Linked DNA regions of Mus musculus: all the other regions are linked to region 4. Evidence: chromatin loops called from intact Hi-C (ENCODE). Cell type or tissue: heart. All regions are shown on one strand. Region 1 overlaps Tmem131 (transmembrane protein 131). Region 2 overlaps Tmem131 (transmembrane protein 131). Region 3 overlaps Tmem131 (transmembrane protein 131). Region 4 holds the start of Tmem131 (transmembrane protein 131). Region 5 overlaps Vwa3b (von Willebrand factor A domain containing 3B). Region 6 overlaps Tmem131 (transmembrane protein 131). Region 7 has its middle 33 kb from the start of Vwa3b.

Region 1 (4,000 bases), 55 kb before region 4:
TTAAGGGAGCTGGGTGTGCTCACTACTGGACTGTAGTTATGATCTCCCAGTATAAAACAGCATGCAGCCTTTTCAATGTGTAATTTAGACATCTACACCGTATGCTGTTCATAGATGAATAAAGGGTGATCAAAACATCAGAGCATAAGGAGCTATGCTCCTGTATAAACAGAAGCAAAACTCAAGAAATCTATTGCCCTGCGTACTTTTTGAGGAATAAAACATCATAAAGACAATGTAGCAAAAGATCCCAAGGACAAAAGCAAAAGTATTCAGGATGATAAACTGCAAACCCTCTGTGGTAGTTTGACTAGGAAGAGCCCCTCATGAGTTTGAATGCTTGGCTGTGGGAAGTGGCACTATTAAGAGGTGTGGAACATTTGGAGTAGGTGTGGTCTTATTGGAGGAAGTGTGTCACTGTTAGGGTGGGCTTTGAGGTCTCAGAAGCCCAAGCTACAGACAGTGTGGACACAGTCTCCTTCTGCTGCTTGAGGTTCAAGATGTAGAAGTCTCAGCTCCTTCTCCAGCACCATGTCTGCCTGCATATGCCCATGTCCCAGCATGGTGATAGTGAAGGACCGAACCTCTGAACCTGTAAGCCAGCCAGTTAAATGTTCCCCTTTATAAGAGTTGCCCTGGTCATGGTGTCTCTTCACAGCAACAGAAGCCCTAAGACAACATCTTATGAAAAATTAGCTGATATTCAATAAGAAATAAGATTAGAACAAATAAATTCTTATTGAAGTATAAGGCAGACACAACAAAACAATCATTTAGCTATAATAAAGTCTCACAGCAGGCAAACACTGTGCCCCAAGTACTGAAAGGAGATGCTATTTTGGCTCTGAGGTAATCTGAGAAATAAAATCTTAAACTTGTCTTTACGTGTATCTTAACATTGGGCCTAAACACAGGGCAGCACAACAGAAAGTGTAAAAATTAGGTGGAAGAGACCAAATTCGCCTTCAGTACACTGAAGGTCAAATCAAAATCTATTTTAAAAGTGTCAGAATCTAGAGCTTAACCACAAACAAGTCATGTCAGGAGGAACAGACACAAGACAAGCCGCAAAACCATGTAACAGAGCAAGCAAATGCCCTGCCCTGAGTAACTGTACCAGGAGGGGTTTCATAATGGGAAAGTTTCTCTCACAAAGCAGTGAGAAGAAAGGGGGTGGGGACTGAAATGTAAACAAAGAACAAGAACAGGAAATTCACTCCAGGAAAGCAGAGGCTGGAGAAAATAGCTCAGAGGTCAAGAGCACTTGTTCCTGCTGAGGATGGTTCACAACCATCCCTAAGTCCAGTGTGGGGAGGATCTGATGCCTGCTTTTGACCTGCACAGCATGAAGCATGCAAGTGGTGCACCTACACACGCGTGAGGGAAAAAGTAAATGGGCCACAACTGTCTGAAAAGAGATTACTTCCTTAAAGAGGACATCTCTACAGAGAAATCAATTTTACCAGCTGATTGAAGGGACATTTGGCCCATCACATTCCACGACAGAGCTTAGCAGAATTCTGGGTCCTAGAAACTATCTATATCATGTAAACCATCTATCACAAATGACTACCACTAGTGGTTCAAAGAAAGTTCTCAGAATCAGAGAAACATGGTAATGCCCAAATGAACCCAGATTATCCTTCTGTCCTGCCACTCCAGAAGAGGCCATCAGACTCCTTCCCACCCTGCAATTCACACCACATGCATGCAGTGCTCACCACTGGGCTGCCAATTCCAGACCAATTTGAACACAACTTTTTAGACGGTTCCCCACCTCTCAATAGGATTCACAGGAGGAAAGCAGACTATTTCAATCCACCACACTGGCCTCTGCAGGAGCACTTATGTAATGTGTCAGTTCTCATCATAAATGCAGCTCACAATAGCTCAACTTCCTCAGCAAGGTCACAGGGATCCCTGTGGGCTGAGCGTAAAGGTCTAGGGCCTGAGTTCAGCCCTGCACATGCTAGGCCATCACCATCACTAAACTACTTCCCCAGACCTTAAGAGATGTTTGAATTGTTACAAAGCAGATGCCATTACCATCAAGAAAACAAAGACACGAATGACCATTCTAAAGTGCACAGGACAGTTTCCCTGACTCCCCAAACAATGAACTACTTGGCTCAAGATGTAAATTTTCCTGAACTTTATGATGTTACTAATTATAGTTTTCATTTTTATTTGTGTGCACACAGGCACATAATGTTTTTCTCTATTATTCTGCATGTTATCTCTTCAGACAAGGGTCTCTTCTCACTGAATCTGGGGCTTGCAAATTTGCCAAGACTAGCTGGCTAGTGAGCTCCAAGGGTTTGTTTCCCCTACCCCAGGGCTCAGGTTACATGTGCACCATGCCTGGGTGCCTTAGAATCCCAGTTCGGGTCCTCAGGCAGAGCAGGCATCTTGCTGGCTAAGCCACCTTCCGGCCCCCTTAATTTTTATCTGTAGTAGCATCTTCTTGCACTATAATTCAAAGTGTTCAGCTGTCATACCAATTATGAATATTTCCTGTGGCCCCTGACTTGATGAATGGCTACTGTGATATAAAATTAATTGCTATGTTATAGAACTGTCTATAGTGCGAGAAAACAAAACTATGCTTAGTGAGAACAGGCACCATAGAAATGAATGCAGGCATTAGGCTGCATCACATCAGAGCGCTGCTCTCCAGTCTACGCGAAAAGCACAGTGGCTAAGAGGGAAGCTTTACAGGAAGGCTCGGTTCTGTCACTCACCAGTTGCTTACTTGGTTAATTTACTGATTTCTGTACATTAAGCTGCTTGCCTAAGTCTATTACATTCACTTAAGAATTTGGAGGCCGGTGCTATAGCTCAGCAACAAAGTGCTTGTCCAGCACACACAAGACTCTTAGACTGATTTCCAGAGCAAAAACAATAACAAATAAAGCATGCCTAGGCAATACCCAATAGTATTACTTTTCTATGCTTTCCAAACTTCTGCAAACTTTTACATGTCTCTTTATAGAGATGAATATTCTCAGCCTTCATAAAAGTTGATCCTAGCTCCTTCTCCCTTCCCTTTCCCTAACAGAACAGAGAGCCCACTCCCAAGACTGTTCAGAGGAGATGACCACCTACAACCCACAGACCAAGCCACTCTGCTACTGGTTTTATGCTTGCTTCCTAGGTACCAGGGATAGACGGCTGCTTTTGTACCACAGTAACAGTAGATGAGTGGTTAAGTGGAGACTGCTAGCACCTGAACCCTCAGACAGCTAATGTCTGATCCTTACAGAACGATTGCTAACTTCTTGCTTAGATGGTAAAAAGCAGTATCATAGTGCCCCACTTCCAAAACCACTAAATCCCTACATACGGCAGCCTTTCCTACGACAGCATCATGTAACATATCTTCACATGAGACATAATGGAAATACTACTCCTGGTGGACTCAAATACTATCCTCTAATACTATCTAAGCAGTCAGAGTCAGGTGAGAATCCAGATGCTGGCTGTGCCCTCACTCCATACACAGTTGTGCACTTTGGCCACCTGTATTTCTGACAAATCAGCTATAAATGCAAGGCTGTCAATGATCCCCTGACTCTCTTATTCACCAGGACAGCTCACAGAGCTCAGAACAACACTCCACTGAAAATTTTCAGTTTGTTGCTAAAGGAATAGTGACCTGAACACAGATCTGTGGTGTCTGTCATCAGGACACTCACTTCCCTGCCATGTAGGTTCATCTACCAAGAACATAGCTCTGCTCTGGTGTGCAGAGCTTTGACTGGAGTCTCATTACAAAGATATACAAAAGGGGATTTCTGAAACAATGGGGAAAAAATGAGTACAACGCAGGCAGGTTTCAGATCACAGCAGGGCTCTGGTTATCCACTGCTGCAAAGTCAGGCCTCTGAAGCACAGTGGCTTAAGGCAGTTTACTACTACTGCCCATCCTGGGGCTGGTGAACCCCCAGTTGCTCGTTCTCATTCATGCCTTTGTGCTACATCTGTAGGAAGCGTCAGATGT
Region 2 (4,000 bases), 75 kb before region 4:
AAAATATGACTGAATCATAGTGCCTGTTGCTTTCAGACGGCTTATAAAACTACAAGGACCTGGGAAGATGGCTGGCATCTGCTGTTCAAGAATGAGGACCTGAACGTGAACCCCAACATCTACATAAAACCTGGGCATATACAGTTAAGGAGGTAGAAACATAAAGGGTCCTGAGGTTATCTGGCCAACCGTCTAGCTGAATGGATGTGCTTCAGGTTCAGTGACAGAATCCTTTGTTTAAGAAATATAGGGTGGGAGAACTCTTTAAACTTACATGGTGGAAGGAAAGAATCAAATCCCCACAAGTTGTTCTTTGACCTGCCTAAACATACACACACACACACACACACACACACACACAAATACACGCATTAAAAAAATAGATAGCTGCTACCCCTGTTCAATGTACGATCATAATTTGTTTTCTTTCTATGTGTAAGAAACACTGCTTTAGTGTGCCTGGAGAGATGGCTCAATGGCTCATTTACTGCTTCCAGAGGACTAGAGTTTGGTTTCTAGCAACCATGCCAGATGGTTCACAAGTGCCTGCAACTCCAGTTCCACAGATCTTGTCTCTAAATTCCACGGGCACTGCACTCATGTGCCCATGTATTCATTCTCATATTTATTCTCTCTCTCTCTCTCAGAAACAAAAGAGGGAGATTATTTTCAAAGTATGTAGAACATGCCCAGAGTTAGAAAGATCACACTGACTTCAGGAAACAGTCTGTAGTTTTCTATATATGTGGAATAAGAAATGAAGACTATTCGCATTTATCATAAGACAACAGGAACCATTAAAGGACTTTTTATGGGAAGATAATAATGTGATCAAGTTTATAAAAATTTTATTTATTACTCCCCTTGTGTGTGTGTGTGTGTGTGTGTGTATGTGTGTGTACGTACAGGAGGGCATGCTGTCTGTAAGTATGAGGGTAGAGATCAGAGGACAACTTTGGGAGTCAGTTCTCTCCTCCCACCATGTGGATAGCAGAAATTGAACTTAGGTATCAGGCATGGCAGTATATGCTTTTACCCACTGAGCCATCTCCCTGGCCTCATGATCAAATTTTAACATTATAATTTGTTGACAGCATGGATGATAAGTCAGTAAATGCCATACATGTAGAGACAGTCTTAGTTTTCAACTAACACGGGCCTGAGCCAAGAGGAGGTAGCAGAGCAATGAAGAATGTAGGAGAGAGTACATAAACTTGATAAAACCTTTCTCCTGACTGACAGAAGAGACATGAGTGCTCCAAGGGACAGGAAGTACTCAGATGCCTCAGTGGCGAGGAATGGGGCCATAGACTGGGAATCACAGGCTTGTGCCAGAGCTATGAAAGATCAGGGAAAGGTGCCCCAGCAGGCTTCAGATAGGACGAATATGTAGATGTGTGCTCACAAGGCTACCTGCAGACAAAAGAAGGGGCAGAGGAAGGGGACCATGTGCTCCACAAAGTACCAAGGACACAAAACTGGTGTCCTAACTAAGGCCCCAGCCAGTGCAGTCACCCACCGGGGTTTGTGAGCTCAGCATGGCAGCCTGCTGCCCAGGGAACACGCCCTTGCATTTTCCTGCTGGGAGACACAACATGCTGCCTCTATCCTGCCAAGTACTGCTCGCTGGCAAGTAACAGGATGGCTGCCACAACACTGTGTCACCAATCCCATACTTAGCCTGGAAGAGGGGACTTCTATACACTGAGCAGCATAGAGGGAAAAAATCCTCCTCCAGAATTCCCTTACATGTGTCCTCATACCCCTAGCTAGTCTGGGTCATATCTCTCTGTAAACTGACCCTAAATGAGAATGGAAATGTTATATCCAACTTAAACAGAATTTGCTCCTGTGCCAGGGACATGCTCACTTTGCCCACAGGTTGAACAACTGAAAAGAAAGCTTAACACTTATTAACAAAAACAAACAAACATGGGCGGGGTTGCTAGAGGTAGGCAGGTGTCCTCAGGCAACAGGCAGGTAGCCTACAGCAGCTCTTCTACAGTGGTGCTCTGACCTCATGCTTCCTACTTAGTACCCACTTAAGAAATGCAGGAGTGTTTGGAGGCAGAAAGAAAATAGATCAATGCGGGAAAAATTCTGATTAACTAACAATGTCTATGTTTCTATGAGTGGAGGAAAAACCCTAACTCAAAGAGGACATGAACAAGTATAGTAACTGTCTACTTCCTGAAGCCACTTAGGAATAACTTTTTCCTCTCTCTTTTATTTTAATAATCTTTTTATTAAAATATATAATAAAAATATATTTTTTTCTTTTCTCTCTTTATCTTTTTAATCATATTCAACACAATATATTTTATACCAATCTTAAAAATGATGGACATGTTATTAAATGAACATAAAATGATAAGGCCTTTTTTTTGTTTGGTTTTAGTAGAGCTTAAAATCTTGGCTCTTAATGTGGTACAAAACAAAAATGAGAACAATTTTTAGACATTGGAGTTCATTTTATTACAATGTACTTCAATGTCCCTCACATCACGAAAGGATTCTACCTCCATTGTAGCTAAGCTAAGAGTTGACAGTTCTGCTGCGCCAAGGAATGAATTGTAGGTATGATTTTTGGATACAGATTTCCTGCTATGGTCGAAGCTATTTGACTTGAGTGACTGTTGTCCTTCACAGCTTGCAGGGAACAGGTTACATTCATTTAAGAAATGGTGTGTGTATTGAGATGGTCTATCCATGAAGTCATTCATCAACTGTTTCAATGAACAATGGCTCTGCTTGGAGGGTGGCACAGACTTCAGGTGAGGGTAAGATTCTGGTTCATTGGCTGTGATGATTTTGAAAAGCATTCATCTCAGAATAAGAGTAATTTATAAAGTCCTCTTCTTCAAAATTGATACAGTAATTATAAATATCAAGCAAAGCCTTCAGTCTCACTTTTTGCTGTTCTCTTACAAGCCACCACCCAAATTAATTGTCTACACTTCTTTTGGCTGTATAAATAATTTTGAAATATATAAGCTGTTCTGAAAACCACAGTATATTGTAAAAACATCAAATAAACAATTCTACTAATAGAGAGGCTGAGACAGGAGAGCGTGACTTCAAGACCATTATGTGGTACACAGCAAGACACTGTCATGTACAAACAAGCAGAAAGTGTATATGGATTGTGCAATATTGGATTTTTCCAGTTATCAAGTTAGAAAGACCAATGCATGACAGCCAACAAATTTTTAATCACTCATATTTTTGAATTTCAATCAATTAGGATATGTTTGTAATATTAATTTTCATATTAAGCAATATTACAGAAAAGTGGTCGTTACTTCCTATTAATTTTCTTGTTAGAGGTGGAATTATGTTTGTGTGGGTTTGTTGAAAGATTACTTTCTTGCTTCTTCTAGGGTGTAGTTTCACTCCTTGTGTTGGTGTTCTCCATCTATTATTAGGGCTGGATTTGTGGAAAGATATTGTGTAATTTGTTTTTTTCATAGAATATCTTGTTTTCTCCGTCTATGGTGTTTGAGAGTTTTGCTGGGTATAGTAGCCTGGGCTGACATTTGTGTTCTCTTAGGGTCTGTATGACATCTGCCCAGGATCTTCTGGCTTTCATAGTCTCTGGTGAGAAGTCTGGTGTAATTCTGATAGGTCTGCCTTATATGTTACTTGGCCTTTTTCCCTTACTGCTTTTAAAATTCTTTCTTTGTTTAGTGCAGTTGGTGTCTTGATTATTCTGTGACTGGAGGAATTTCTTTTCTGGTCCAGTCTATTTGGAGTTCTGTAGGTTTCCTGTATGTTCATGAGCATCTCTTTCTTTAGGTTAGGGAAGTTTTCCTCTATAATTTTGTTGAAGATATTTACTGGCCCTTGAAGTTGGAAAATTGGGAATCTTCACTCTCGTCTATACCTATTATCCTTAGGTGTGGTCTTCTCATTGTGTCCTGGATTTCCTGGATGTTTTGTATTAGGAACTTTTTGCTTTTTGCATTTTCTTTCACTGTTGTGTCAATGTTTTCTATGGTAT
Region 3 (4,000 bases), 120 kb before region 4:
ATAAAGAATTATGGTCTTTGTACATGTGGTTCCTATCCCCTTAAAATAATTTTCTAAATGAGAAACGTGCTTGTCTAATAATTAGTCCCAGAAAACAGATATATGACATCCTTCTCCCTGGCAAGACCCCGAGGGTGGCCATGAGGCTGGGGAGAGGACGGGTACAGCGGTGGCTGCAGTGCTGCCTTGTCAGCTATCCAGTTTCTACAGCTAACATAACTCCTGCTGGCCTGTTCTTAGGCCACATGAAGACCAAAGATAATAAAATTCCTTTTGCAACTCTACTCAAATATTGAGCTGAAAGGTTTTTGAAACGTTTTCTGACATACTGCTCCCTAGCAGCTAGTGAGGAGATTGGGGTACTGATGGTGACTGAGGAGGAAGAAGGCTCTTATGCACGCATGATAAAGCATGGGTGTAACATACAGTCAGGACAAAGTGCAATATAGGGAGGCAAAGGCTCGATGATAGCCCAACTGAAATATGTTAACCTTATTAAAATTTATATTGAAAGGGACACAATCTTGAGTCAGGCTTTGTTAAATAGGGTGTCCCATCTCCTACCCGCTAGACCTCCACCCCAAGAAGATACCATTTCTACATTCCTACATCTGCCCAACGCATCCTGACTCTTTCTCAAAAAGCCAGCTCCTTTCCTATTTCTTCTCTCAAGGCTCAACCTCTGAGGCATAGCTGAGCTCTCTGACTACCTGTCTCTCACAGTTGCCTCCCTGTGTTGACCTCATTGGGACACTCAAGGAGTTGATCCCTGTGAAATATCTTTGCCTGTGTCCTCTCCCAACCACCTCCCTCATGTATATCACCTGCTAGTCACTGGGGATAAAAGGTACCTCATTCCTTTCCTAGAGAGACCAACCCGTAAGAAACCATCATCAAACCAAAAAGGAATTGTGACAAGTGTTCTAGAATTACACATGAAACCACTGCTGTCTACAGTAGTCAAGAAGTATTTGGATTTTTGTATTTCCTTACTTAATATCCTATATACAGACTTTTAATTCTTTAAAATTAAAAAGATTACATTATTTACTTGTGTGTGTGTGGTGGTGGGCTCATGTGCCAGGGCGTGCACGCCCCATGCAGACCGTGTAGAGGTCAGGGAATAACTCACACGAGTTGCTTCTCTCCTTCCCTCATGTGAGTCCTGCTAAACTCAGGTGGATCAGGCTTGGTGGCACCTTCACCTGCAGAGCCACCAACCCCAGATGAACTGAAAACATCTTAATTTTAAATCTTAAAAGTAACTAAAAAGATACTGATTCTATCTAGAAAGAGATTTTATACTTATGTTGCACATATCAAGTTTTATATGTAAAACCCAACAATTTATTTGTATATTATATTTATTTATTTATGAGAGTAAATGTTTATATTTTTATGTAGGAAAAAATCCAATTCAGCTGGGCTTTGTTGAAATCAAGGGACCTCTTCCTACTGAATAAAACCTATGTGGGTTTTTTTTCCCTAGCACAAAGACTTTTTTTTAAAAAAGATTTATTTATTATTATATGTAAGTACACTGTAGCTGTCTTCAGACACTCCAGAAGAGGGCGACAGATCTCATTACGGGTGGTTGTGAGCCACCATGTGGTTGCTGCGATTTGAACTCAGGATCTTTGGAAGAGCAGTCGGTGCTCTTAGTCACTGAGCCATCTCTCCAGCCCACAAAGACATTTTTTACATTTTTAAGCATCTACAAAGTTTTTGGAGATGATTTTAAAATTGTCTGTACATGCCTGCCTAGACAATTTCTTATCAAGCTGAAAAAATTGATTCTAGCTGTTTTTCAGATAGATCAGAGAAACATTTTGATATCAACTTTTTCTGCATCAAGAGTTCCTGTTTCTATTTTACGAGTGTTGGTATTTATGTGCACTGTATGTGTGTCTTGATCCCCTGGAACTGGGGTTACAGACAGCTGGGAGCCATCCTGTCATGTAGGTGCTGGACTCCCAGTGACTCTTTAAACACGGCCCTGTCGCAGCCCTCGCCCTCCTGCTGCAGGGTGCAGCTGCTTCTCTCCCTGACAACCAATGGGATGCATCCTTAGGTTTTCTAAATTGCTAACAACCTAATTAAACAGCTTCATATTTTTTTTTTGTTTTTTGTTTTTTTAAAAAAGGTCACTCTGTGTGTATGTGTGTGTAAAACTATACAGAACAAGACATTTCTTTAGGCCATTTTTTCCCCCTTTCAAATAGTGGAGGCTTTGCTGGAAGCAGGAAAGGCTTTGTTGAGTTAGGCTGCAAGATGCTTTCTCTCTAAGCCCCTTTTTCTTTGCAGGACAACTTGTATCTGCTTTACACATCAAGGCTCCTGCTTCCAGTCTTCATAGGAAATCTTCCTGAGGGAGGGTCTATTGCTCATCCCACTTTCCATTCTCTTAAGAACCTGGCGCAGTGCGGTGCTTCAGTTACAGTAGAGGATGAAAACAGGAAATGTCTTTCCCATTTGAGCACTAAGCAACAGAAAACAACGATCAAGCGAAGCGTGAGCTGGCTTACTGGGAAGGAAGGGGGAAGAACCATGTGCTTGGGGAAGCAGGTCAGCGAGCCCACGGCGATCACAGCTTTCACAGGGATGGTCAGGATCTATGGAGGAAAGAGGCAGACCACCATCACGTCAGAAGTCTGGGATGTTTGCTACTGACAATGACTTCACTGTTTTAGGAATTAAAAACAAAGCTTATTTTGTGTTGTATACTGACAATAACGCAAAACCAGTATTAAAACCACCCTGGAAACTTTTTAATCTGCCCAAGGTTTTCTATAAAATGAAAACAATCCATTTCCAGTGACTACTCATTTACCTGCTAAAACCAGTTAAGACCAAGTCACAGGGGAGGAATAAAGACAGCTTTTCAAAATACAAGTCCTCTACAGATTAAAAAGGAAAGTTGTATTCCTAAAACAACATCTATAAAAATCCAGGATTTCTACAGCTATGAAATTCAATATTGTTTTGGTAGAAATAGATTTCAACTCAAGTTTTAAAGACAAGTTGAACATTCTGTAGTTAGAATTTCAGCTTATTCCTAATTAGTATCACAAGTGAGCCATGAATGCCGTGTATGGGGGTATATTTGTGTTTTGTTTTAAAAACTTTTATTTTTTTAATTGTATGTGTGTGGCTATTTTGCCTGAATACCTACCACGCTCATGCCTGGTGCCTGCAGAAACCGGAAGGGGGCACTAGATCCTCTGAACTGGAACTACAAATAGTTATGAGCCACCTTGTAGGTGCTGGGAATTGAACCTGGGTCTTCAAGAAGAACAGCCAGTGCTCCTAACTGCTGAACCATGTTTCCTGCCCTGTTTAATTTTTATTTTCATCCATTAAAAAAAAAAAAAAAAACCAAAAAACCAAAACTGTCTCAATTCTGAAAGGCACTTACTTCTATATGAATGTTAAGTATGAATTCCTCACTTTTGGAGGTAACTGGATATACTCTAATCATTTATTATTTGAATAGCCAGTTCTGTTTATTTTGCCACTGGATTTGTGTATGCTGAAACCACTCAGGAGGACAAAGATAGCAACTTGTTGAATTTAGAAGTACTCAACCGCCCAAAGATCTGTAAGTGTTAAATTAAAAGTATTTAGGTCTGAGACAGGCAAGCAACCTTCCACCTGTAATGCTAGCACTTGGGAAGCTCAAGTAGGAGGCCTGCTAGTTCAAGGCTGGTTTACTATACAGTGAGTTCCAGAACCTTTATCCAAAAAATCAAAAGTATAAAATAGGAAAAAGATCAGATCTGCCAGAAATACATGCAATCAGGATCTTAGTGAATATAATATACACTCTACACAGAGGACTGCAAAACACAAGTGCAGAGTCAGACCTGCAGCTCAGGAAGTCCAGTCCAGACCTGCTCTGTGGTGATCTGTAGACAGGTTTTTAACAGCGTGACTCTCAGTGTGCTAAGGGCACTTTCCTGTCACTGTGGTTAAGTTAGGAGGTCTGAGGAGGTTCAGCAGA
Region 4 (4,000 bases):
ACAAAAATAATCTAACTAGTTTTCTTCTTAGGGAAAAAAAAAAGCAGCATTCACTGTGAATTAATTCATGAAGGTTCTGTGACTGCTCACACTTCTCCTTGGGCTCACGTTCAGAAACAGGTAGTCCAGAACACCCCCACCCCCAAATTAGTCTTCAAGACTGCAAAGTAATTTCTGATCTTGTCAAAGTACCAGTTTTACAACCTTACAATATTAGAGGAGTTATTAAAACTGGAGTGCGGCTTCAATTGTGAGTTACAGGTGAAGGGTGTGCAAGCTGGGAACTTGACATTCGTTTCTAAGGGCTCACACATCAAAGAGAAAGGCACCGAATTACGTGAGGATATTAAAGCAGAAATGGAAACCGGCTTCCAGTAGCTTACTAGAGGCAAATGAGAGTCTATTTAGGGCTAATAACAAACGATCCTCCATACCGCAAAGGGATAGTGAAGAAGGATACTAAGGAAACAAGAGCCTCTTCAAAGAGATGTCCCAGCAAATAGAAATTTTATAAGCCGTGTATTGAAGCCTTTCCACCAGTCTCGCTTTTTTTTTTTCTTCTTTTTTAACCACCGCATTTTAAAGTGAGCTCGGTCCGCATGCCCAAATTAAAACCTGACAAAGGGAAAACAAGAAAAGCGTCCCGCGATCGACCTAGCAGGAGCCACCAAGAAGCCTAAAAGCGGGGTGCCTCCTCGCATAGCGGGCCAAGTGGCAAGAACCTACAAGAGAGCTCGGGAAGTTTTATGGGCACTGACAGTAGACGAGGGAAAGACCGGGACACGGTGAGGGGAAAGGAATCACGGAGCAGCGGCAGAGCCGCGGCGCGCGGCCGACGCGGCAGCTCGCCGAACCCCGAGTCGCCGGCTCGGGACGGGGCTCGACCCAGCAACTTCGCGCCGGCGCCCGTCGCGGGCCTCCCTCTGCCGCCTGTCGCCCGCCGCCCGCCGCCGGCAACCCACCTTCCTTCTCGGCCCGCGCCGCGGCCACCACGAGGGTCATCACCAGGTGCAGCGCTCCCAGGAGGCCCGCGGCTGCGCTCCGAGGACCCCCGCCTCGGCCAGCCGCGGGCTCCAGCCCGGCCGCGGAGGACGTGGAGGCGGCGGCGGCGGCGGCGGCTGCTCCTCCCGCCCGCTTCCCCATCCTGGCGGGCCGGGGGCCGCCGAGCTCGAGGTCCTGCGCGACCCTTCTCCGCGAGGCGACGGCAGCGGCGCGGGAGCCGTGGTCCGGGCTATGGCCGCGGTGCCCGAGGAGAGAGCGGTTGTGGGCCCAGAGCTCGGGCTCCCGGCGTGGGTCTGGGTCGGTGCGTGCGTGGGAGCGAGAGTGTCAGTCACAGTCTCGGCATCGGCATCGCCTACGAAGAGCCGGAACGGAGAGGCCGCGGGTCAGGCACGGCGGGCGGCCATACTGGAAACGGGCAAGGGCCGCGGGCCCCGGCGCTGGCCTCTAAGGGGCGGGGCAGAGCGCAGGGGCCCGCCCCCTCCGTGCCAATACCTGGGCGGCCCGCCGGTTCGCGTGCTCCCCGTGGACTCCGTGAGCTCCGGCTCCTCGCCCCGCCCTCAGAATCACACGGGCTTCACCGACCGGACGGGCCGGGGCGGCCAACCGCACCCTGTCACTGCCGCACGGCCCGGGAGAAGGAGGGAGAGGGACCCGGGCCGGCCAGGAGTTAAGATGGCGGCCGGAGCTTCACGGAGGCAATGACGGCAGTCACGTGGGAGATAGGGTAGCCACGCTGCGCAGCCGCTTTGGTGCGTGGGCGGGGCCCGGCCGCGCCTCCGACGCCGGGACAAACCCGGGTCTAGTGGTACTGCAATGTCCGAGCCTTTCAGAGGGCTGAGTGCGCATCCGGAGCCCAGCGCCGACAGTCCGTGCCAGTGATTTCTCGGGTCGCACCTCTGCCTCTCGGTGGCTTTGACGTGGGAAGTGTTCAGGGTCCGATTCAATTTCTTGCAGTGCTTCCTTAAGAACGGGGGACCCGCCCTCTTTACATTTGTGTCTTCCAAAGCGTACCCAAGAGGGACTTAATGGAACCTTCGTACCTCTTGTTCACAGGAAGCCCTTTTTATGCAGTTTCTTTGCTTGCTTGTATTTGGAAACTTACCATGTGTGTAAAAAGCATTAGTTGGGGCGGGGTGGAGGAACAAGGCGAGGTGTGCCAGAAATCAGACTGGGTTTTCTCTGTCTTGGAATGATCAATATGTTTCTATGCGCATACTCCTTTCAAAGGCCAAAATCAAAGATGGTGTGTCTTAGTCTCCTGTAAGAAGCACCTCATGTCTCCCAGGTTAAAGTTTGAGTGTGTGTGTGTGTTTTTCTGTGTGTCTGTTTGCTCGATACAAGTCTTAATCTAGGCCCTTTGGGGAAGGGGAAGGAAGGATATTGTCACAGTTTGGTAGCCTGGTCACTTCCCCCCAGAGCCTAGCCCCAGAGTCTTTTTTTGCTTTTCTCAGCTTTTGGTTGAGTTAGTCGATCTATTTAAAAGGCCACATTTGCCTATTGCATGTCTTAGAACAAACTAGAAAAGAAAATGGGATTTCAGAAAACCTTTTTTAAAAGGTACTCAACGTTCTTCCTTCTGCTGTCGTCCTGTTTGTGAAGCAAACATGTAAATTAATAATACATTTTGAAGGCGTCCTCACCCCCGATGGCTTTTGGTTTGCCCCCCACCCCCACCCCCAAGGCATTCTCCTTCTGTAGCCTAGGTTGACCTAGAACTCACTGTGAGCCCAGGCTGGAGTGGAACTCATTGTGTTCCTTAAAAGTCAGTAGAATACTGGGATTAGAGGTATATGCCACCATCCCTGACTGCTGTTTTAAAGAACATTAATTTTTTGAATACTAGCACTGAATTTAAGTTAATGGTTTTCAGTGCTGGGTATCCAACCCAGGGCTTAAATTTTCTTCTTAATGTAATGAAATCTCAATAATTATCTCTAAACTGGCTTTTGAAATGTGCCTAAGGTAAGAGATTTATATGGAAGGTTTCTAACACTGGGAGAAATTAAGCCCAAGGAAATGTAAGTGCTTCACTGGGTCATAGTTTAGCTTCCAGGGTGCTGGCAATAGTCCTTCCTCCACTGCCAAACTCGAGGCAAGCAAGTCCCTCCAACCTTGAAAAGTTCACTTCTCTAAAGCAGGCATCAACCACATTCCATATTAACCCTAGGCTCAAAAGCCCCTTGGGAAACAATTTGCATGTGTCATTGGCACTTGAACATATAGGAACATGTTCAGCAGAGGTCAGCTTCTCATGAATCTACTGCCTCTGCAGTGGGCCCTTTTTCTTAACACAAGTTCTTTCCAAGACCCTATACCTAACTGTGTATTTTTGAGCTGTGTTCTTTTTTTTAAATGGCTCCTTGGAATACTTGAACAGGCTTTTACCTGACTCTTTAGAGTCAGCATTTGGGCAGGGGCAGCCCTAACAGGCAAGGTAGTCTTAGGCCGGCCTGTCACTAACACCAATTAAAGAGACAATTAAGTGAAAAGCAGGGCAAGGAGATTTATTCAGTGTGGCCACAGTGGGAAGAGGAGGGTTAAAGGTCCCCAGCCCGCTCTTAGCAGTGTTTAACACAGGTTTCAGTTTAAACGGAGGGAGGGCAAGAGGTAGTCATACATAAGCAGTCTTGATCAAGGCTTGCCCCTGCCCATTTCTTTCTGTAGTCTCCTTGCAATGTGATCTGAGGAGCTATCCAAATTGTGGCAAATCTCTTCCTGGGAGACAGGTTTCTCCTGAGGCTGGCACCCAGGCCTCAGCCTTTCACTTCCTTCAAAGGGATATTTCTGGGGAAATTCCAATTCCTTGGGGTCCATCGTTTGAATAGTCTGATTGCCAAAGGGAGTGGTTCAAGAGCCTTTTAGATTATCTTTGCCAAGATGGTTCTCGTAGGACTCACCACTGTGAAAATCTTCCCTGTGCCTGATAGACATTGGCAGCATCATACCCAGAGGGTATGACAAGGCCAGGAGGAATGTACTAGAGTAACCTTTGGACGTT
Region 5 (4,000 bases), 140 kb after region 4:
CTGCGCATGTTCTATCTGCTAACGTCTCATTGGCCAGAGCTAATCACATGACCATGCCCAGTCCTAATGAAGGGTGAGGACTCTTCCACCCGCAGAAAGCTGAGGAGGGGCGTGGGTATGGGATGTGAACAGTAATGCAAGGGGTCACAGCCTTTCATTCTTGTGTGATTCTGGGTTTGGTCCCAGGAAACAGTGTTTGATGGAAAATGAATCACTTCGGTATCAGATCTGGCATCAAATCCTAGTTTTGCCACAAATTATGATATGATAGCATATTACCAAGACTTTATGCTTTTTCATTTATAGAATGGGAATAATACCATCTGCTTATATGAGTATTGAGGGCTTCAGTCCACATGACACACAGAGAAATATTCAGGACAAACCAGCTTTCGATGAATATCAACTGCCCTTTTTCTTTTTTAGAATTCCAGATGCATTTCCTGAAGACACTGGCTCTAGATGGTGAAATAATCTGGAAGAACATGGCAGCCTCTATCATAATGACCAATTTAAAGAGTCACTACATAGTCAGGGCTGGGAATTAGAATTGGGAACAGAGAACTGGATGTGGAAGGATCAAGTGTCCTGGTGGGAGACAAGTCCCGTTGTTGGGAGCATCCTAGGGCAACCATGGAGGGTGTTAATCCCTGCTGTGGCAAAAGGAGCCCATGTCCCTCTTCTCCTGGAAGTGGGATTTTTACTTAGTGTTGAGTCGGGTAGTGCACTGGGCCCTCTGTGTGAGTAATTTCTTCCTTTGTAAGCTCAGCCAGAGCTCAAAACGCTGCTCATATGTTTGTAAAGTTGGACATGCTAGCGTTCACTTCTTGGAAGGCCCCCGTAGAGCTGGCGGTGAGGTCTGTACTTGTTTAGAAGCTGCAGCTGCTGGTATGGCCAGGGATACCATCTTTATGGCTACCCATTGGGTTCTCAAAGCTGGTGGGTCCAAGGTAGAGGTTTGGGAACTCTTCGGGAAGACTTATCATATTAGTGTCTGAAGCAAGCTCTATTTCTGTTTTAGCTTCTATTCTTGCTTTATCATTAAAAAAAAAATCTGAAATAATGACTATAGATGTATAAAGTTAGATCAGAGTAAAAGTTGGCGTCTGTCATCATCCATCATGAAAATGTAATAATTTTGACATTGAAGCTGCTTAGTTCAGGCACGGAACTGGTCGTCAGAGCTGACAGCGTAATGCTTCAGGTGGTTTGAGATCCCAGGCTCTTCAGGTTTGTAAATTCAAGCAGCCAGGGCTAGCCTGATCACGTGGGCTGCAAGCCATGCTCAGTGCTGCGTGATCCCGCTTCATCAAGCCAGAGCATCTCACTGGACCAAACCACTGCAGCTTGCGTTTAAAACTTTCATCTGATATGATACATACCACCCAAAGTCCCAACGGCTTAGAGCCTCTCCTTGTCCAATGGAGTGAAAAGGGGCAACAAGGCTTGTCTTTTATTTCTGGGCTCCTCTCATTAGGCAGCTGTCAGCAATCAGCCCTGAAGTAGCTCTTCCCGCTGAGCCTGTTCTGTGCGCTGACACACTCAACATAGCTGAGTCATCTTAGTTACCGGTCCAGTTTACAGAGGAGGAGAAAAAACGATAGATAGGTTCTGCTGTGACCATCACTAGACCTTGCTTGCCAGATAGACGGAAGAGATTATGTAAGGAGCACATTAAGAGGAAAGGGCCATAGCACAAGGCTGTAGTAAAAGGCCACGACGCTTTGCAGGGTACATTTTGTTTGTATCTGGTACTTTGAGTGAATTGGAACTTAAAAAAAAAAATCTGCTCTGGGGCCAGGAAGACCACTCAGCAGGTGGAGGTGCTTGCTGCCAAGTCTGAGGGCCTGGGTTCAAGTCCTAGGACATACGTGGTGGAAGTTGCCCTCTGACCTTCATGCACATATGTATGCTTACACGCACATATAATAAACAAAATGCAAAAGCCTTTTTAAAAAGAAGCACAAGAGCTGTAAAAAAAAAACTGGTAGTCTATTTTTGAAATTTTCTTTTTTTGTTTGTTTTGGCAGAGGGGGAGAAAGCGTGAGCTAAGACTACGGGTTTTAAAACTACATTTTATTTACTTGAACATCATCAGGTTGCTATGTTTAAAGGAGCAGTCCTGCTCTTGGCAGACACACGTGATCTTTAATTAGACTCTGAGTCTCGTGGCCCATCACTCAGGCCTGGCACCATGCCTCTCTGTTTCCATTCTCCAGTTTAATTTAGAAGTGCCGGGTGGTGCCTTTCGGTAGCTGTTTCTGTCGGCAGCAAGAGGCTCTCTCAGAATTACCTTTTCTCTGCCTGAAATTGAGCTTAATTCAGTGAATGTGGCCGAACAGTCCTTCTGAGCTGTTGCCACGTGATGGTTTAACAGGCGGAGGTCTGTATGACCTCCCCTCCCCCCCAGACTCCACCCCTCTTGCCTGATTGGCACCTTGAATTTCTTGTCATCGCTTAAGGCGGGCCCCTGGTTAGTAAGGATTTATTAAGCATCTGCTGTAGGATTTAAAATCTCACTGGGGTGAAGCTGAAGAAATCAAAAGAAATGGACAACAAGACTCTGAACCCAGGGGCACCAGACTCTCCGAGCGTCCATGTCTGCTTCTGCTCTGATTTATGTTGCTCCTTTCTCCATTCCCCCAAGAGTCAAAGTAACATAAGAACTCCCCACCCCTACCTCCCTCTCATCCACCGTTAGTTCACACCTTTGAAGATCTCATGGACGCTCAGGCTTTGCACCCTCACAAAGAGTGAGCCCCTATGGTTAGGGACACCCCACCCCTACTCCCGTATTCCTGTCTCCATCTTAGGCTCCAGCCCTGGACTCCTTGTTTAGTTCGAGGTTCTTAGCTGCAGTGTGGCCTGTTCACCTGATACCAGACAGGGGTAAGATCAGTTCTGGGCTTAGCTCAGCCATTGCAATCAACCTCTGATCTAACCGAGTAGGTCCAAGCATCCTGTAGGCATAGCTTAACAACACACAAGATGTGGAGAAATTCATCAAAAGTCTTAAAATTTAAACCGAGTTGCCTGGGGAAAGAGAGCTAGTGTGAATTCTGATTATATTTGAATAAGCTTGCTATGATTTCAAAGCTGAGAGAGGCCTCTAGATATGTAAAAGTTGAGAGCTTTGCTGGGCTCCAGGATATTCAGGGATAGAAAAAGGGAATTCTCAAAAAGTCTATTTTAAAACAGTCTATTTGGAGGTATTAGCCAATTATCAAGGGTGCTTTAGTTATAAAAAAAATCGATAAACAAAATTCCATCCTTAAGGCTATCATAGTTATCTTAGCCAGTTTGCTATTGCTATAGTGGAATACCTGAGGCTGGGTACTTTTAAAAACTAGTGAAGACAGCAATAACAGCAGTGACAAATCCAGAAGAGCTACTTAGCTCACACCTTTGAAGATTGAAAGCTCAGACAGGGTGAGCCTGACTCGAGGGAAGGCCCCTTCACTACATCTCATCATGGCAGGAATACGTTTACTCTTCCTGTTTTCCATGCGCTCAGGTCTCCGCCGTCAGCTCACCAGTACCGCCAGAGAGCCCGGGGAACATGATTATCAGCAAGGGGTGTTCCTCCCCAGAATAGGAATGGTTAATTCAGGTTTACTAAATGTCTTAGTTCGGGTTTTACTGCTGTGAACAGACACCATGACCAAGGCAAGTCTTGTAAGGACAATATTTAATTAGGGCTGGCTTACAGGTTCAGAGGTTCAGTCCAATATCAAGGTGAGAGCATGGCAGCGTCCAGGCAGACATGAGAGTTCCACCTCTTGTCCTGAAGGCAGCTAGGAGAAGACTGGCTTGCAGGTAGCTAGGATGAGGGTCTTAAAACCCACACCCACAGTGACACACCTACAAGGCCACACCTCTCAACAGTGCCATTCCCTGGATCATCAAAGTAAGTGAATGGGGGACAGTGAGAAGACATCCCCTTTGCATTTTACAGTGTTCTGTTTACAAGAAGAGTAGGGGACCAGTAGACAGTCACACA
Region 6 (4,000 bases), 100 kb before region 4:
CTGAAAGTAAACCTGGAAGCAGTGTAGTTTCAGAAACTAGGTTTTAGGAAGCAACAGAACACCTTTTTTAAAAAATAAATAAATAAAAATAAAGATACATGTAAATGATGAAGTTTTAGAAATATAAGTTTAAGGCTTTTGCAGTGCCACATGCCTGTCTTCTCAGCCCTTGGGAGGCTGAGGCAATCTTGAATTCAAGGCCATCTGCGCTGCACAGTCTGTGGCCATCTTAGGCTACATGAGGCTATTTCAGAAAAACAAAACCAAAAAATGTATACGTACATATCAATTTTACATATAGCTAGATCTAGTGGTGGATCCAATAACAGTGCCATGAGAAGATTAAACACTCTGAGATACATGTACAATTCTAATAAAGATCAAAGCACTTGGTTTCTGAGTTGAGAGTGTATATGCCTAGCATGTGCAAAGCTCTGGGTTTGAACCCAATAGCACACATACCAAAAAAGGTCTCTACAGGAGGGCTGGAGAGAGAGAGTGGCTAATGTGCAACAACTCTGCAAGGCTGGACTGGAGCAAAGTCTCACGGTCTATGGGATGAAGGGAACTACAGTTGACAACAGTTAGTGGCCATTTCAAAGATCACAGAAGATGTCGAGTGTTTTTAATACACAGGAATAGGAAGTGATGGGTAAGCCAACTGCCCAGAACTCATTTTCTCCTGTAGACATGTACTGAAATGTCAGAGTGGTCCATAAATATGTGCACTTAACTATGTTTCAGTTAAAACAGAAATACAAAGATATTTGGTTTTGAAGCTTGTGCCTACAATGTTTTTTTAAATTAATATCTCTGGTGTACAATAAATGACAAGTATTCAAGTATAACCCGGGAATTGCTGACCTTTGTATACAGGCATGAAGCCATCCCTGCAATGTAGATATTAAATATAGCCAGTGCTCCAAAATTCTCTCCGCCCCCCCTCTTCTCAGGCAGTGCATATTCCTTTGACTCTGGGCATTTTCCTGTGTTGCCATATTGCTGTGAGATAGTTTCTCACTGAGCTGGGAGCTTGCTGCTCTTTCAGATTTGGCTGCTTAGTGAGCTGTCAGAATCGGCTTGACCTTATGTCCCCAGTGCTGGGATTACAGGTAAATTCTACCATGCCAAAGTCTTTCAGTGGGTGCTGGGGATTAGAACTCAGGACCTCATGTTGGAAAAACAAGCATTCTTATCTACAGAGCCACCTTCCCAGCCCCTCTTCTAGAGTTTTCTACACACAGAGTAAATAGTATGTACTATATCTGGCTTGTTTTGTTTTTTTCTTTCAATGTAATTACCTTGAGATTCACCAGGTTCTATTAATAATTCATTTCTTTTCTCTCTTTATGGTTGCTTTGCTTTGTTTTATTCATCTGCAACATGGCCTTGCTACAGGTTGTCTGGACTCAACAATCCAAGTACTGAGATTAGAAGTGTGTGCCAACTTGCCTGGTCTCACATCACAGTTTCTTACACTAACATACTGGTGATGTCTAGTGTTGGGTGACATGAAGCTGCAGTAGGTACTGACTGAGGACACTTGTTATGGACACCTGCCTTCTTTTCTTTTAGGTAAACATTAAGGAAGAGAGTGGGCAAGATGGTGGGAAACTTTAATAGCAGAGAACTTTAGTGCTAACAAAGAATAGATACATTGATTTAACTTTAGTAAATTTGGGGCAAAGTAGTAGTAAGTAGGGGAACTGTGATACTTGTTTTATCATAAAGTCTCCCAGGAAGGAGTAAGAGAGAACAAAGCAGTAGGACATCTAAACTCCAAGATAAGCAGAAAAGGTTTTCTGCTTGCTTGCTCTCCTCTGTGTATGCTGAAGGCCACGCTCTGCAGGCTGGCTAGAGCTCTATCTCACTGAGTACTGTGACCTGCCATTTGGCACAGCTGGGCACAGCTGAGCAGCAGCACGTCTGTCCAGCAAGTGCCAGGCCTGCATGATGCCCCACCTTTAGCAAACAAACAAGGAATAACTGGGAAAGGAGTAGAGAAATTAATTCAAAGTGAAGATAACTAGGTCACAACAAAGACTGAGGAAAATGGGTAACACGCAAACAGTGTGGACTGCCCCACATCTCTTGAGCCCACCTAGAAAACCCTAGGACTTTTTCTAACATAGTCTTGGCAACTGTGACAGACTTGAGATTTCTTGCTAGGCACTAATTCCCACCAAAATGAAGATTAAACTTACCCTCTGGAAAAGGACAGAAACTCACCTGTAAAGGCTCACTGTGAGGATTGTGTATGTTTATTATGGGTGAAAAGCTGCTGTTTACGGGGACTCTGGCCCCAAGAAATGGCCTTAATCGATACGGATTTGGAACCCCAACACCAAATACCTGTTTCAAAGGGGGGAAAAAAGCTTTAGTTGCGTTGTAAACTAGCATTTTCATAGTTACAGCTCTCTTATCTCTGGAGAACAGTCAGTCTAATTTTGATGCGAGCAATGCTAACCACCCCTTGAAGTGGCATGCGTAGATCTGCTTTCCTGTGTACATGCATCCAGAATGAGTTCTGGATGACTTTTAGCACAGCCCTTCAGTAGACCATGGACTACACATAGAGATGCACACAGGGAGCTGAAATTTCCCTATCCCACTAGTAAGGGATAGAGCCATGACCCAGACAATGCTCAGCTATGGAGCCCAGGCTCAGGTTAACCCCCATGGAACATTTCACTTAGGCTGACCAAAAGGGAAAGGCAACTATTCAAATGACAAATATTATTGTCTATGCTATGCCAGGCACAGCACAGGCACCGTAGTGAACACAGTAAATAATGAGCCCATGGCACTTACTCTAGTACTGGGCAGATGTGGTAAAGGCAGAGACTCTTATAAAATGTGCTGTGATTATAAAGTAAGTCACAGAAGGAGAAGGAGTTGGGGAACAGTGAGAGGTAGCAGAGGTGACATCTGAGAAAGAGCAGGGGCAGGGCCAAGAGTAGCAGACAGATGAGGTGTATTTAGGACAAAGACTTGGAGGAGCACCAGCTGTGGGAAAGGACAGAGTACACTAGAGTACAGCAGTCATTGAAGCTCATCTTAACAACCTGACAGTAACCGTCAGATACTATAGACTATGACCGCCTGTGTTAGTGCCTGGGAGAGCCAAGCCCTTCATTCTACATTAGTCTAGTCACTGAGTGGACAAGGTAGCCAGGAGTGGTAGAGTGTACATCTAGAATATGCGAGGGCCTCAGTGCATTTCCTGGTACTACAAACAAACAAACAAACAAACAAACAAACAAACAAAAGCAATAGATGAAATGCAAACCCCTGAGATCCAGGAAGTGTAAGTGCCCTAAACCTAATGTCCTGTATTTCCCATTTCCCCCTGGAGTTCACACCGCAGCTCCTAAAGGTTATCAGGTTTGCTGGTTATGACTGTACTGAAAAGGAAGCGTAAGTTCTGGTCTTACCTGGTAAGTGAACACCCCATGGTTAGATGTGTTAATAAATAAAGTATTTTCTACATTTCCTACTACTCTTGCAAGAAAAACTACATCAAATGATGTGTTTCCTCCTGGAAGAATTTTCTGAAAAAGAAAAGTAAGAAAATTAAATTATCACAAAACAGTCAGAGCATACTGGCTAACAGACAGCTAGAGTTCTACAAAACAAACACATCTTAGAATCATTTCTATAAACCAGCTGTTTCCTTTTAAACATCTAACCTTCAAGTTAGCCACACTGTTGTACAATGGAAAATAATAAAAGATGTCTTCATTACCTATCTTTGTCCTTTACTAGCCTAAAGCTCTGCTCAGATAGCTCCCTTGGACTCTGGTCATTCAAAAGTCACTAGACTGGAATAAAGGACCTAATTATACACTGTTAGCTCCAAGACCAGACAAACAGGCCCGGGGCTGAGCCTAAGCTTTCTATATAGATGCAGTGTTGTACTAAAACAGAAAGCCTGGGCCTCAATCCTCTGACCTCTGCCATTTGTCCATATGAAATATGAAATGTCCCAGCTACTTAAATT
Region 7 (4,000 bases), 56 kb after region 4:
CATGTCAGAGCTCCTGGGAGTCAAGCTGCCTCTGAGACCTTGAGATCCTGGTGTGACCAAGCTCCTGGGATCCTGTGACCCTCTGATCCTGGATGTTGGAGCACCTGGGATTAGAGCTGCCTCTGGGTATTTTGTGGTTGGCTGCAGAGTTTACACCCAAGGTCTGCTCAGGGCATGGGCCCAGACAGACCGGAAGGAACCCATGCTGGCGGAATTCCTGCATGCCTGGGTGTCACCGGTCCTAGTTACTCCCAGTGTTGGGGACAGATGTTATGTCCTCCTCACCTCTGATCCTCTCATTTTTTTAGAATTTGACGAATAATCTTTATAAAGTTTTCTGATTTCCTCCCACACCCCTGCTCCCTTCAAATCCATGATCTTTTTATTCTATAATTACACATATGCATATATGTATATAACTCATACCTACTGAGTCCAATTAGTATTATTTGTACACATGTGTGTTTAGAGTTACCACTAAAATTACTTGATTTCAACTTCATGCCTTTCTGGTTTTGTTGTTGTTGTTGTTTTTTGTGGTGGTGGTGGTGGTGGTGGTGGTGGTGTGTGTGTACATGTATGCGGAGGTCAGAGGTTGAGGTTGGGAGTCTTTTTACGTGCTCTCCACTGAACGTACTAAGGAGGTTTCTCATTTGAATCCAGAGCTTCCTGGCTGGACAGGAAGTCCCTGTGTCTGCCTCCTGAGTGCACTGGATTACAGGCAGGCTGCTATGACAACCTGGTGTTCCTGTAGGTGGTGAGGGTCTGAACTCAACTCAGGCTTGTCTGACGAATGCTTTACTCATTATTTACATATATACATGCATGTGCACACACATGCACATATACATATTCATGTACACACATATATACATACATACATGTATGCATGCATACACATACACACAACATACATATACATATATACATGTACACTCATACACATATACACACATACATGTACACACATATACACACATACATGTACACATATATACACACATACATACAGGTACACACATACACACATACGTACATGTACACACATATACACACATACAGACACACACACGCTTAAAGACTAATCTGCTTTGAAAACGGAACATATACCATCGTTCAACAAGTTCTCTACTTTAAACATTTTTGTTTTCATGCATTTCTTTCCCTCCAACCTAAGCTTACCTTTTCCTCTTTCTTGTCCTTTCAATTTAATGAGGATACTAAATTCAAAGTGAAATTATTAATAATTCATTCGTACTGATGTAAGCTTATTCTGCACAACCAGCTTGGATCCCTTTCTAAACCCATTATTAAGAAAAGTTTCCAGCCAGAAGCCTCATACTGACGGAGGAGAGCTGTCTCCTAATTTGGGAAACTTGTTCTTGAAATAGCGCTGGCTTCCTTTCGTGGGACTAGCTGCCACGGATACATGTTTGTTTGTTATTTCATTCTAGAGAGGGTTATAGGAAGGATCTCAAAAGAACCTTTTGCAGAGTACAAGAAGGCATGCACAAAAAGGTAGATTTATGTGAAATTTCAGTCTAAGTCACAACTCGTGTGCACTGACAGAAAGCAGGTCAGTTGTGGTTTGGGGCCACGATTAGGGTGAGGGCTGTCTGCAAGGGGAGAAGGGGACTTTTTAGGGTGATGGAAATGTTCTCTGTCGTGACAGTGGTTACACAGCAGGCTATACTTGTGAAAAGCATCAGGCTGTATACTTAATTATATGTAAATTATACTTGAGTAAAATTGATTTACAAGCAAGAATGTAATTTGGAGCCAACATCCGGATGGGCCAGGATTCCCATAGGAGTTGAAATAAATTTCTTGTTTTTTACTTAAAGATATCTTACTTAGATATCATAAATGCATCTATTTGCTTTATGCCCAAGGGACATCTCCAACCCTTTGTCCTTCAGCAGTCAGTCCCCCGTGAGTTAAATAAGGACTTTAAATAGCCTGAGCTAGCTCCTTTGCTAGCCCTCATTTGCAAGAACATACTAGGTACTGTAACTTGGTTTTCTTTGGGTGCAGTGGTATTCACAGCCCCACGGGCCCCTCTCCCGGGTAGACTTTCTATTCCTGTTTTTAACTCCATGTAGCCAAGGCCATGTTCACTGTATTCCTGCATGGATGGTATCCAAGCTTCGCATAGATGGTCATATAGGCGCCTGTGGCCGTCTTCAGGTACATCTGCTGCTCTCTGGTACATCCCGAAGCTCAGCCAGACAGGTCGTGGGGAGGCCCCTCTGCCCTGGCCCTGGCCAACCTGTGTTCTTATACTCTCAGGTTGCTGCTAGAGAGGCCTCAAGTCCATAGATTTTGCTCCTGTCAGTTGCCTGGATGTGGGCCCAGGAGGAGCCTATCCTGCCAGTCAGCTGTTGCTGGGAACCGTGACAAGACCAGAGCTGAGGCTTCCTGTAACAACACACAAAAGCAGAGAGAACAAGCAGATGTGGAGCAAACATTAGCCCCACCATGGGCAGGAAATAAGGCTGACATGAGCCCCCAAATAAGGGGTGAACTGAAGCTCTACTTGTCGGGTCTCAAAGGTGGAGGACTGACAAGGAAGTGGAGGACTGCAGGAGTCTGAACTCCCATTCTTTTTGTTTGCTCTAGAGACAGCTTCCCTGTGTAGCTCAGGCTGGCCTTGGAGTCTCCGTCCAGCTACCCCTGCCCCCACTGCTGGAGCTACCCCTGCCCCCACTGCTGGCTGAGGTTACAGTCCTGCTGGCTCCTTCATGCTTTTTGTTAGAACACAAACATAAGGCCAGAACTCACAATGTGCCCTCGCTTTAGTGTCCCTTCTTGGGTTTCTGATGAACAACAACAAAAACCATAATTGATTACCCATGGATATAACAGCCTAAGACTGTGTGAGGAGTCTTCCACTGCAGCCAGCGATTTTAAGAACTCTTTAAAGGGGGTCTTAGCCTGAGTGCCCAGTTCTGATTGAGCCTTGGAACTGAAGTGGCTTTGAGGCAATGTGATGGGCTCCACTTTTTTTTTTTTTTCCAAGACAGGATTTCTCTGTGTATTCCTGGCTGTCCTGGAACTCACTCTGTAGACCAGGCTGGCCTCAGACTCAGAAATCCGACTGCCTCTGCCTCCCAAGTACTGGGATTAAAGGTGTGCGCCACCACTGCCCGACTTTGGTGCCACTTTTGATATTAAAGATAAGGTGTTAATATTTTACACCACTGAGGCTAGGTTTAATCAGCCAATTCTCTTGTAGGCTCTGTGGCTCATGAACATTTCTTTGGTCTATGAATAGTATGTATTTGGGTCAAGGCAAGAGTAAAATGTGAGTCTTTGTGATTATAAAGGAAGGAAAAGAACCCTGGCTCGGGCAGAGGGCAGTAGTAGCCACTGACGAAGGGATGGGTGAGCATGGGTCACACAGGCAGCCAAGACGAGGCAGCAGGAAGTGGTCTACCTGAGAGCCAAAGCACCAAGCCCTTGCAGCATGGTATTTTGTTGTTGTTTTTTTTAAGATGTATTTATGTATTATATGTAAGTACACTGTCGCTGTCTTCAGATACCCCAGAAGAGGGCTTCAGAGCTCATTACAGATGGTTGCGAGCCACCATGAGGTTGCTGAGATTTGAATTCAGGACCTTCGGAAGAGCAGTCAGTGCTCTTAATGGCTGGGCCATCTCTCCAGGCTGCAGCATGTTTTATTGTTCCATCAGACTCTACTTAAAGAGATTTTAATATTATATCATATATATTTGTATATAACATAATATTATATAATATACCACATATATGTATTGTTTTAAAATATAATTTATTATATTTATTATTATAGATAATATAAACATATTATTTTATGTATTATTATAATTCAATATTAATTTAGTAATTATAAATCTCATATTATATTTCTTAATAAACATTCTTAAATTTATAATTTAAGTGAAGAAACACAAGTGAAGGAGCCTTAAGTCCAGGCACCAGCCCCTGAAGAGCATGTTACCCTATGTGCAAGAACTTCTAG

The links. A loop is a pair of places that touch in the nucleus more often than their neighbours do. Peaks named below come from ENCODE experiments on the same cell type or tissue, not always from the same donor. Only the 100,000 strongest peaks of a DNase experiment are listed, where the experiment ranks them.
Region 1: it touches region 4 in a loop (2.4-fold over the local background); 6 of 42 quality-filtered maps call a loop at or near these places.
Region 2: a loop joins it to region 4, with 2.9 times the contacts of the local background. A loop is called at or near these places in 9 of 42 quality-filtered maps.
Region 3: it touches region 4 in a loop (6-fold over the local background); 11 of 42 quality-filtered maps call a loop at or near these places.
Region 5: a loop joins it to region 4, with 2.0 times the contacts of the local background. A loop is called at or near these places in 4 of 42 quality-filtered maps.
Region 6: it touches region 4 in a loop (2.1-fold over the local background); 7 of 42 quality-filtered maps call a loop at or near these places.
Region 7: a loop joins it to region 4, with 4 times the contacts of the local background. A loop is called at or near these places in 9 of 42 quality-filtered maps.

Annotation. Positions count from the first base shown.
Region 1 is chr1:36,882,828-36,886,827 of GRCm38, forward strand. The region is part of intron 2 of Tmem131 (transmembrane protein 131); the gene reads right to left. Among named protein-coding and RNA genes, the nearest start is that of Tmem131, 55 kb to the right of the region's middle. In heart, a CTCF peak has its summit at 1,838; a DNase peak (open chromatin) is centred at 1,914; H3K27ac peaks cover 889 bases.
Region 2 is chr1:36,863,365-36,867,364 of GRCm38, forward strand. The region is part of intron 4 of Tmem131 (transmembrane protein 131); the gene reads right to left. Among named protein-coding and RNA genes, the nearest start is that of Tmem131, 74 kb to the right of the region's middle. In heart, no CTCF peak of the experiment used is centred here; a DNase peak (open chromatin) is centred at 1,587; H3K27ac peaks cover 354 bases.
Region 3 is chr1:36,820,542-36,824,541 of GRCm38, forward strand. Tmem131 (transmembrane protein 131) reads right to left here. Exons shown (of 41, transcript NM_018872.2): 19 at 2,526-2,612. Among named protein-coding and RNA genes, the nearest start is that of Zap70, 61 kb to the left of the region's middle. In heart, CTCF peaks have their summits at 1,560 (motif pointing right) and 1,762; no DNase peak of the experiment used is centred here.
Region 4 is chr1:36,938,203-36,942,202 of GRCm38, forward strand. Tmem131 (transmembrane protein 131) reads right to left here and starts at 1,325. Exons shown (of 41, transcript NM_018872.2): 1 at 963-1,325. The coding sequence starts at 1,143. In heart, a CTCF peak has its summit at 1,811; DNase peaks (open chromatin) are centred at 1,479 and 1,769; H3K4me3 peaks cover 2,590 bases; H3K27ac peaks cover 2,021 bases.
Region 5 is chr1:37,075,941-37,079,940 of GRCm38, forward strand. All of the region lies in intron 7 of Vwa3b (von Willebrand factor A domain containing 3B), which reads left to right. Among named protein-coding and RNA genes, the nearest start is that of Gm39626, 32 kb to the left of the region's middle. In heart, no CTCF peak of the experiment used is centred here; a DNase peak (open chromatin) is centred at 2,281.
Region 6 is chr1:36,838,160-36,842,159 of GRCm38, forward strand. Tmem131 (transmembrane protein 131) reads right to left here. Exons shown (of 41, transcript NM_018872.2): 6 at 3,435-3,551; 7 at 2,230-2,352. Among named protein-coding and RNA genes, the nearest start is that of Zap70, 78 kb to the left of the region's middle. In heart, no CTCF peak of the experiment used is centred here; a DNase peak (open chromatin) is centred at 1,892.
Region 7 is chr1:36,994,357-36,998,356 of GRCm38, forward strand. No RefSeq gene overlaps it. Among named protein-coding and RNA genes, the nearest start is that of Vwa3b, 33 kb to the right of the region's middle. In heart, no CTCF peak of the experiment used is centred here; a DNase peak (open chromatin) is centred at 2,385; H3K27ac peaks cover 721 bases.